2 separate regions of the Homo sapiens genome follow, and region 2 is linked to region 1. Evidence: read pairs that join two places in POLR2A ChIA-PET (ENCODE). Cell type or tissue: CD4-positive, alpha-beta T cell. All regions are shown on one strand.

Region 1 (5,000 bases):
TAAGTGAATATACTGTATAGGGTATCTGTATAATGGAGAGTGACTACTCAGCAATGAAAGGAAACGAACTATTAATATACATACACTTCAACTTGGATGAATCTCAACATGATTATTCTGAGTAATAGAAGCAAGATAAAGGACTCAGAGAGTACACACTATAAACTTTCATTTAGATGAAATTCTAGAAAAGTCAAACTAACTTATAATGACAGAAAGCAGATTAGGGATGGGAGGGAGAGATGACAAAGGGGCACCAGGACCCTTTTGGGATGATGAATATGTTCACTATCTTGATTATAGTATTACACACATGTCAAAACTTATCAAATAGAACAGTTTTAGTATGTACCACATGTTGCATGTCGATTATACCTCAATCGAGTTGGGTTCTTTTACAATTTTAAGTTTAAAATTATCTGTGAATAATACTCTTAACCTTTAGCCCTTGGCTTTGGCCAAGATGCCTTCTCATGCATAATTCTTTGCAGAGAAAGCTACATCTCCTTCACTTATGGTGGTGAGCCAAGGGGTAAACAAATGCTTTAATCATTGTGATAGCCATAGTTCTAGCACTTGACTCATAAGAAGTACTTAGTGTGTGTGTAATAATACTTCATGCTTAGAAGTTATATGGGTCTAAAATTCAATAACGAACTATACAAATGTGATTTGTAATAAACTTAAAAGGTGACATCTATGAAGCATTGCACATCACAAGAGCATGTATTTCTTTCAAATACACAGAAGAAAATCGAGGAACAACTGAGCAAGGTCTACCCTGCAAGGGGTCCTGAGGATGGTGATCCAGCCAGTGAGTCAGAATCTGACTTACGCCCAGGAGCCAGCTACCTCAAAGTGCTGAGCACATCAAATTCAAAATGGCTGGTGAAAATGCTTGCCTCTGGTAGAAGAGCTGCAAGTAAATTGGACATCAGAAGGAAAACAATTTAACTCATGCAAACACAACTCAACTAAAAACAGAGATTAAAGAGAGCTGCTGTAACTCACACCAAATATTTAGCAGCTGCAATTTTCATTTTTTACTGCCAAGTTCAATTCACAAAAACAACAACAATATTTATTTAACATCTGTTATGTGGCAACAGTGTGGTAGTCATCTTTAAGGCTGTTAAGCATTTGAATAAATTATAGGAGGCAATGAATCTCCCTTCTAAGAAATCTTTCTCATTTGGATACAGAATGTGTCTATACAAAATGAAATATGCGTAGATCTTCCAAAACAAGATCTTCTTTGTGTAGCTCTTCCAAGACAAGATCTTATCTATGACTTTTTTTATATATTCAAGCTTTCATGGCCATGATACCTTACATAAAAAACTAATTGCAGCACAGTTCACAATAGCTAAGATTTGGAAGCAACCTAAGTGTCCATCAATAGATGACTGGACAAAGAAAATGTGGTACATATATACAATGGAGTACTATTCAGTCATAAGAAAGAATAAGATCCTGTCATTTGCAGCAACATGGATGGAACTGGAGATCATTGTGTTAAGTGAAATGAGCCAGGCACAGAAACACAAACTTCATATGTTCTCACTTATTTGTGGGAGCTAAAAATTAAAATAATTGAACTCATTGAGATAGTAAAAGGATGGTTACCAGAGGCTGGAAAGGGTAGTGGTGGAGTAGGTGGAAATGGGGATGGTTAATCGGTTCAAAAAAATAGGATGAATAAGACTTAGTATTGGCTAGCGCAACAGGGTGACTATAGCAAAAAATAATGTAATTGTACATTTTAAAGTAACTAAAATAATATAAATGGATTGTTTGTAACACAAAGGATAAATGCTTGAGGGGATGGATACCCCATTTACCCTGATGTGATTATTAGGCATTGCATGCCTATATCAAAATATGTCATGTAACCCATAAATATGTATACCTATTATATACCCACGAACATTAAAAATAATTTTTTAAAAAAAATTAATAGGATATTATGTCATTTCCCCCAGGTCTGGCTCAGTAATTCCCCATGAACAATGTAGAGGACGTATTGTCTAGTTAACTTGGTTAAATAAGGACTCAATGAATGGGGAAAAATGTATTTGGAAATTCTTTCCTAAAACTGAAATACCGTGGTCATCCATTCATTAAATAGTCACTGAATTCCTACCATGTCCTGGGAGTGTGCAGTGGTGAACAAGCCAGACATGTGGTCTTTGCTCACATGAAGCCTATGGGGAGACAGGAGATCCAAAAATAAATATACCATTACACGTTGTAATTAATTGAAAATATTTGTGTATACTAGGAGGCAGAGAAAGCCCAGTGTGCTGCCTTACTGTAATTTCCAGTCTCTCCAGAAATAAGAAAGGCACTGCTCCACTGCCTTTTAATTGCAGCTTTTCTATGTTTTTGCATTAGGAGTAATTATGTGCCCTTGACATTTTTGTGCTCAGAGTGCAGCAATCTGCCTAACAAGCATGGCTTGCTTCTCCCTGGACATAACTACTGAGTAATTGGCAGGCAGGCCGGACTGACCTGCGCCACACACAGAGCCAGAGCCCGCTGCCAATGCTTCAGGCCCAAGGGCTGTGCTCCTGGGTGCATAGCACAGAAAAGACTGCCAGGCTGTGTCAATCTTTTTAATCATGCTTACGCATATAGGTTAACCACAGTTATGTAAGCAGGTTCTGAGAAAAGGTGAGAAAGAGAATGGAGAGTTTTGCTACAACAGAGGCAGGATTCTGAATTTATTTCCAGCTGCCCATCTTGTCCCTCCTGGAGACCTAACCCCTCCAGCACCTACACACACAGCCTCTTTAGAAGCAACTATCCTGCCACTGGCTCAGAAAGGCTGAGTCCTAAGAATTCTAAAATCTTGCTCCTAAGAAATCTCAAGCTTCTTTTGTGGTAAGTGGCTTAATGAGACAGGGTAAGTGATAAACAAGAAGAATCATTGTATCATTTTATGTTTTTATCATGTTGTCATTGCACTGGCTAAGTTCATCTTTGATGGTAAAATACTAACGCAAATTGAAGCTGTGATAAAAGGGCTTTCAATATGAAATAGACAAGACATATAATGGAAAGAAATGCTTCCAGAATGGATTTCCATAAAAACGTGGCAAGACTTTCTCAGTGCCATTCTTTAAAATCTCTGCTATTTTTCAACAAATGCCAGATGTTAAAGCATTTGCATAGTATCCCTTGGAGGGTTGGGTGTAAAGACATGCATTAATATCAGGTTAATAGAAAATATCTACAATAACAAAATGTCCACACACAGATGCTCAATAAATGCCATAGCACTTGTTATGACTAATTATTATGAAGTACACGGACCCCTTTTCATATCAAATAATTTACTAGACCCTCACTTATAGATCTTGTACTCCTACTTGGTTGAGAATGTATCAAAATAACTAAAAATGTCACTGTGAATTTCATTAAATCTTGTATAAAGATCGAAATGTAGGCCTCCAGCTGTGAAATTTAGAATCTCATCTTTTACTAGCCTTGACCAGCTGTGAGTGAAATGCCAGATCAAAGTTTATTTTTCATAAATATTTAAGTAATGTCACAATTAGCAATGCTATTCTAGATAATTATTTAATTTCACTACATATTATAAACTGAAAATCTATGAAAAAAATTATATACTAATTTAATTGTCTTGGGAAATATAATAGAAATGGACCATAGTTTGACATTAGATGTTTTGGTATTAGGTTTGTGCAAAAATAATTGCTTTTAATGGCAAAACTGCAATTACTTTTGCACCACCCTAATGGTTCATATGACATCACCAACAATCATCCAGAAAGCTTCATATTAATCTTAAATGAATTGTTGCCATTAACAAAGCTTTCTTCTCTGAGATTCAGCTGGAGAAGTTCATTTTGGAAAACATTTAAAACTGTTATGCACATGAATCTCTGAAAAGATATGAAGCTCTGGCAAAAAAATAAATGAAGGCTAAAAACAGAGGGAAACAATTTCCCAGTGCAAAAGATTTTCTATTATTTTCATTATTATTCCTTAGATGTTTTGGCTGAAGATACAAAAAGAAAAACAAATAGATATGTTTTCCTCAAAAACCATCACTTTATTTTTGTGCCACGGTTTTTGTTTAAAATAAGATGACAGAGAAGAAAATTATAGAGATAAAATCAATTGTAGTAACCAAAAAAAAAAAAAAAAATCAGTTTTAGTAACCAAAGGAAATCAGTCTGTATTTCCAAAACCTTTGTGTGAGAGCCCATCAGTGTGGTTGGCAGATGTTTTACAAACACTTAGGGAATCTGTCATGAACTTTAAAGACCAAGAGAGCTTTTTCTGTTTGCCAGGAAATCTAGGAAAACAAAGGAAAATTAAACCCATTAGCCTAGTTTAACATCATGTGCTTCCCCCACTCGCCCCTCCCCTCATAGCCAGGGCTTACACAAACACACTGAATGGTACTTACGTTCCTTAGGTATTACCAGTTGGCCCCGTTTCAAGGCTTTAAAAAAGCCTCATCACTATGCACCCAACGTTAACACTCAAAGCCCCGCAGGGCTGTATCTTGGACGGCTGTTGCTACTGAGTGTGATTCTCAGCAGATGAAATGCTAGCAGCAGCAGCAGCAGCATCTATGAACTGCCTTATAATAAACTGCAACTTGGCTGCACTTAGTCATCACCAGGGCCACGCGCTGATGCGTGAACTCCACCCTCAGAGACTCTGATTTCATTGGTCTGGGAGTGGCCTGGACATCAGGATCTTTTCCTTTTTTTTAAAAAAAAATAATAATAATTATAATCCACAAGATTTTCCTAATGGTTACATCTCACACCATGAAATTGACTTTGGTAAAATGTGTGTATAGTTCTCTGTCACTTTATCACGTGTGTAGGTTTGTCTAATCAGCATTGCAATTATGATACAGAACTATTCCTTCATCACAAAGATATGCCTTTATGGTATCACTTACCTGCCTTCTCTCTACTATCCCTAACTCCTGACAAACACTAATCCCGATAATTTTG
Region 2 (5,000 bases), 140 kb before region 1:
AATAAAAAAATTTAAAAAAATAAACCACACACACAAAAAAACCACAGGCTCCTGTCTGCGTGACCTCACTTTCCAGGTCCCTGCCCAGATCACTTGCTCAGGGGACACTCTGAGTTGTGCCCACCAATGGCGTTCAGTGTGTGAGTTGCTCACCTACCACCAGCATCTTATTAATTCACCCTTGGCCAGAAGCCCCGCATGTTTGCTAAAAGAAACGTTCAGACCTTGGGATGCCAGTCTGCCAGGTTGGCACTTCATGGCAACACTGTCCCTCTGTGCGTGGTGTTCTTTCCTTCACTGCCAGGAAAAGAGAAGCAAGGTTCACCCAGCCTACGTCGGGCCATCTCCAATGGCCCTCTTCTGTTCTGAGGCTTCTCTCTCTGATGGCTTTTATTTTGGGAGGGGTCATCTGCTCTCTCTTCTTTCCGGTCTCTAGACCACCAGAGTCCTTGTGCTCCACACTCGCTGTCTCTCCAGAAATAAGGAATCAGCTGAGAACAGGCTTTACATTTTTGCCAGACTGCCTGATTACATTTAGTCCGAGGGTCACAAGAAGAGAGCAGTTGTTATTAACCTGGGGCCAGGAGCCCTCTGATAAGAGAATGCAAAATTGTGTGTATATGAGAATGAGTCTTTCTGTGAGTTTAGTGGACACTTTTCTGAGAATATGGCCCATAGTTTACCCAGCTTTCCAAAAGCGTCTCCGATCCTCTCCCAGAGTTTACAATCCACTGCACTAGAGCCATCCACTTCAAGCAGAACATTTACACTCTATACCTACATTACTCTAAGTGTGGTTTTGAGGCTACTTCCTTATGGAATCATTTCTGCAGGTATCGAGTAGGGAGAGGTGAGAGGGATGGGGCTGAAAGATGCAACTTGCCAGGAGGTCTTGCAAGTAATGCTGAGTTGGTCCTTTTAGTTGTGCCGAGTGGACAGAAAGGCACCGTCTCCTCCCCTTAGCCCATGTCACAGCTAGAATAGTAATAGCAAATACTTACGTGTGTGCAAGCAACTCCTGTAAGGTTTTTACATGTAATATTTAATCCTCACGACAATCCTGTGAAGTAGATATTGTTACCTCCATTTTTACAGATGAAGAAACTTGGTTGTAAAGTGACCAATTTGCCCAAGGTCCAGTAAGTGGTAGAGTTGGGATTCAAAGCAGGTTACCTGGTTCCAAGTTTATGTTCTTAATCACATACAAAATCCTTTATAAGCAGATATTTGCCAAAGGGAAATAAGCAGATATTTGCCAAAGAGAAACTTAATGGGATATGAAGAGTCGTATTTAACTTTTTTAGGATGGTCACTGGGGTAAGATATTTTCACAGGTATTAGGAGATAGGTGATGGCCTACATTTGGTAGTAATTGAACAATAAAGTGTTATTGCCTATATGCCAATAAAAATGTATTTCTAATACTTCCCTTAGTCCCACAGAAGAGAATCAGTGTGTAGGTAGATCCCAGCTCTGAATGCAGTGCTTGGCTCCCCAGGGCTCGCGGCACTTTCTCTTCCCCTCTCCAACCTCGAGTTCTGGGTTCTCCAGGCACAGCCATAGCCCACTGCTTTTCTGCCTCTGCTCAGCTGTTTGTGTTTTCTTGTCTGCCCGGATCTTCAGTTAAAAGGACCTGCAGATGGTTGAGGGTGGATGACTCAGAGTGACCCTCCCACCCCCCACTGTGCTTTCCTCTGAGCTCTGGCCCTTGCAGGTAACAAGGGACATTAAGATCCACTCTGTCACCCAAGCAGGGAAATTGGGAGTCTTCCTTGTCTTCTCTTCTTTCCTCTACTCCTCATCCAGAATCTTACAGTTCCCAGAAACCTCACCCCAAAATAGTTTGGGAGCCCATCCCTCCTCCCCATCTGGATACCTTTGCCCTAGGTTAGCCCCCAGTCTCTCTCCTGACTTGACATCCTGCTGCTGCTGCTGCTGGAATTCACCCTCTGGGCTCCATCCTTCACACAAGTCCAACCACACCCTCTCCTCCTTAACAGCTGTTCATGTTGCCTTGTTTGTAACTTGCCAAGTGCCAGGCACTGGGATGAAATTTTGCATGCACTGCCTCATGGGTTCCCAGCAATCCCAGGAGGCAGCAGCTACCGTGTTCTGTCCCTCATAGGTATGAAAAGCAGGCTTTGGGAAGTTAAAGAACTTGCTAAGATGGTGTGTCTCATATGGTCAGAGCTGGATTAGAACTGCAGCCTTGCATGCACAGGTCTCAGCTACTGCGCTGTGCTGCCGTGTCCAGCCCCTCTGTCCTGATGATCTGACACCACCTACCTCCTCAGGCCATGGGGCAGCATTCCCTGCCTGGACATCTGCCCCAGCAGCACCATGCTTGTGTTGTTCCCTGTACACACTGAGTGATCTCCCGCTCTGTTCCTTCTGTCTGGAATGCGCATCCCAACTTCTACCCTATGACTCTGCCCTTTAAAGCTCAGGTCAGGAGTCATTTCCCCCAGGGAAACTTGTCACCTGCTACTCCTCTGAACCTCAGTTAGATTCTGTGTAGGTTGTCATCATTTCCACTTATGGGCCATCTGCGGGAGCCCTCCAGGCTCGGGGGCCATGTCCCTTCTTGCGCCCTCAACACCTAGTGCTAAGCCTGACCCATCTACGACGGTCATCCATGACCATCCACAATGGCCATTGGTCAATGACCTACATTCTGTAAGTGCCTTTTATCTGCCTCTCTCCATTCTGCCTTGGACTATAAGCAGGCATTGTATCTATTTAACTGGCTTTGCACACCAATTAGTCCACTATAGTGTAAGTGAGCACTTTAAAATTGTGTGTACAAAGATGATGATTTTTGCTTCCTTTACTTTGTGTACAGATGCAAGCCCAGAATCACAGGGCGGCAGTGTGACCGATGTGCTTCCGGGTTTTACCGCTTTCCTGAGTGTGTTCCCTGCAATTGCAACAGAGATGGGACTGAGCCAGGAGTGTGTGACCCAGGGACCGGGGCTTGCCTCTGCAAGGTAAGAGAGATCGTGCAATGCCAGACAACAGCTGCCGGTCAGCAGGAAAGTGCTTCATGTTGAGTCAACATAGAAAAGTATGTGGGAAATGGGACTGACCCGTAAGAGATGTTGATAGTGTATGTAGCATTTTATAGTCACGATCTCATTTTACAGAAATAGTTAGGAGGTGAGACCCCTTTTATCTTTTGGAGAGGTCTCAGACCGCCTTAGAATCTGATGACGGATATAGACCCTTTCCAGAAAAATCAGCACAAACTTTTATCTACAGTTTCATGAGGTTCATAGGTTCACCTAAAACCCATTCCTGGACCATGGACTCCAGGTGATCATCTCTGCTCCAAGGGGTTCCGCCAGGTTGTAGGAGACCTTCCAATTCCCAGGAGATGTTTTAAGGTGGTGGTGAGTGAGATGAATTGGTCTCCCCATCCTGTGAACCGTATGGTGCTATTTCTCTACTTGCAAGATGCCCCAGGGGCATCTTATGAAATTTAGAGAATTCTCTCCTCCATTTGTGTGTGGTATAAAAGTTTAAACAATTAACATGGGATGAAAGCTTAATAATTAACATCTCTTTTAATGTTTTGCTCACATCCTCATCCTAACATCTTGTGTTGGTATTTAATTTGTGCAAGTAGCTAATTGCAACTAGGGAAATTTTGGAACACGTGATCTCTTATTTCATGTTTTGCTTCAATAGGAAAATGTAGAAGGCACAGAGTGTAATGTGTGTCGAGAAGGCTCATTCCATTTGGACCCAGCCAATCTCAAGGGTTGTACCAGCTGTTTCTGTTTTGGAGTAAATAATCAATGTCACAGCTCACATAAGCGAAGGACTAAGGTATGCATTGACAGAAAGTGCTGGGGAACATTTTGTACATGGATTTGTTAAATGATAAGCATATCCCTCGCTGCTCCTTGGCCTGCAGTGTTTTAAAATTCTTGTTTCCTGAATTCGTCAGTTGTTTGCTCGAATGCCATGTGTTCAGAGGGGCTTTCCTTCACCACTTCCTATAAAATAGCACACCTTGGACACTCTTGCTGACCTTACCCTTGTCTTCCCCATAGGAGTCATCACTCCCTATTTAACATTTTGTTTTAAAATTTGTTTATTGCCCTTCTTCTTCCATCCCTAGAATGGTGAGTTCGCTGATACACCCCTAGTGCCTAGAACAGGATCTGGGACATAATAGATGCCCAATAAATCTCATTAAATAAATCGAGTTTGTCATTTTCCCCTTTAAAAGAAAACCTTGTTTCTATACTCACAACACTCTAACACCAAATGTGTGGGGTTTTTTCTATACTAAAAATTCTCTGATTCTCCCAGACACTCCGGGGTGTCCTGCAATTCAATTCACTTCTGACACTCTCTACCTGGAGGTGGCATCAGACTGCACAGGCTAAGGGCTCAGTTCTTCCAGACTGCTCCCACTTCAGATGCCAGTTGCAAGTCCCAGGCCTCCAGTACTTCTCCAGTGCTTTGCTACAAGTTGGGGGTTCCCACAGCCCACTCCTCATGTTTATAATCTGCTATAATGGCTCCCAGAATTCAGGACACACTTTCCTTCCTATTGCTGTTTATTATAAAGAATATGATAAAGGATACAGAGCAACAGCCAGGTGAATAGGTGCATAGGGTAAAGTCCAGAGGGTTCCAGGCATGGGAGTTAGGGCGCACCATCCTCCTGGCATGCAGACGTGTTTACCCACCCAGGAGCTCTCCCAAACTACCATTTAGGGTTTTTTGTTTGTTTGTTTGTTTTTTGGTGGCTCTTTCATGTAGGCATGATTGATTAAATCATTAGCTATTGATAATTAACTCAATCTCTAGTCCCTCTCCCTTCCTCAGAGGTTGGGGGTAGGGCTGAAAGTCCCAACCCTCTCATCCTACCTTGGTCTTCCTGGCTACAAGCCCCCATCCTGAAGCTACCCAGAGGACTCAGCCACCACTTATCTCATTAGCACACAAAGAGACACTATTACCACATCAGAGTCCAAGGGTCTTAGAAG

What was found. Peaks named below come from ENCODE experiments on the same cell type or tissue, not always from the same donor. Only the 100,000 strongest peaks of a DNase experiment are listed, where the experiment ranks them.
Region 2: POLR2A ChIA-PET joins it to region 1 with 5 read pairs; 3 of 35 experiments call an interaction of 5 or more read pairs at or near these places.

What each region holds. Positions count from the first base shown.
Region 1 is chr18:23,990,156-23,995,155 of GRCh38, forward strand. TTC39C-AS1 (TTC39C antisense RNA 1) reads right to left here. Exons shown (of 6, transcript NR_110796.1): 6 at 4,058-4,324. It also overlaps a transcript of TTC39C not described here. Among named protein-coding and RNA genes, the nearest start is that of LINC02958, 10 kb to the left of the region's middle. RefSeq lists a silencer at 4,350-4,409. In CD4-positive, alpha-beta T cell, no CTCF peak of the experiment used is centred here; DNase peaks (open chromatin) are centred at 2,616 and 4,506; H3K4me3 peaks cover 2,437 bases; H3K27ac peaks cover 3,415 bases.
Region 2 is chr18:23,855,002-23,860,001 of GRCh38, forward strand. LAMA3 (laminin subunit alpha 3) reads left to right here. Exons shown (of 75, transcript NM_198129.4): 33 at 2,843-2,987; 34 at 3,688-3,828. Among named protein-coding and RNA genes, the nearest start is that of LINC02958, 130 kb to the right of the region's middle. In CD4-positive, alpha-beta T cell, no CTCF peak of the experiment used is centred here; no DNase peak of the experiment used is centred here.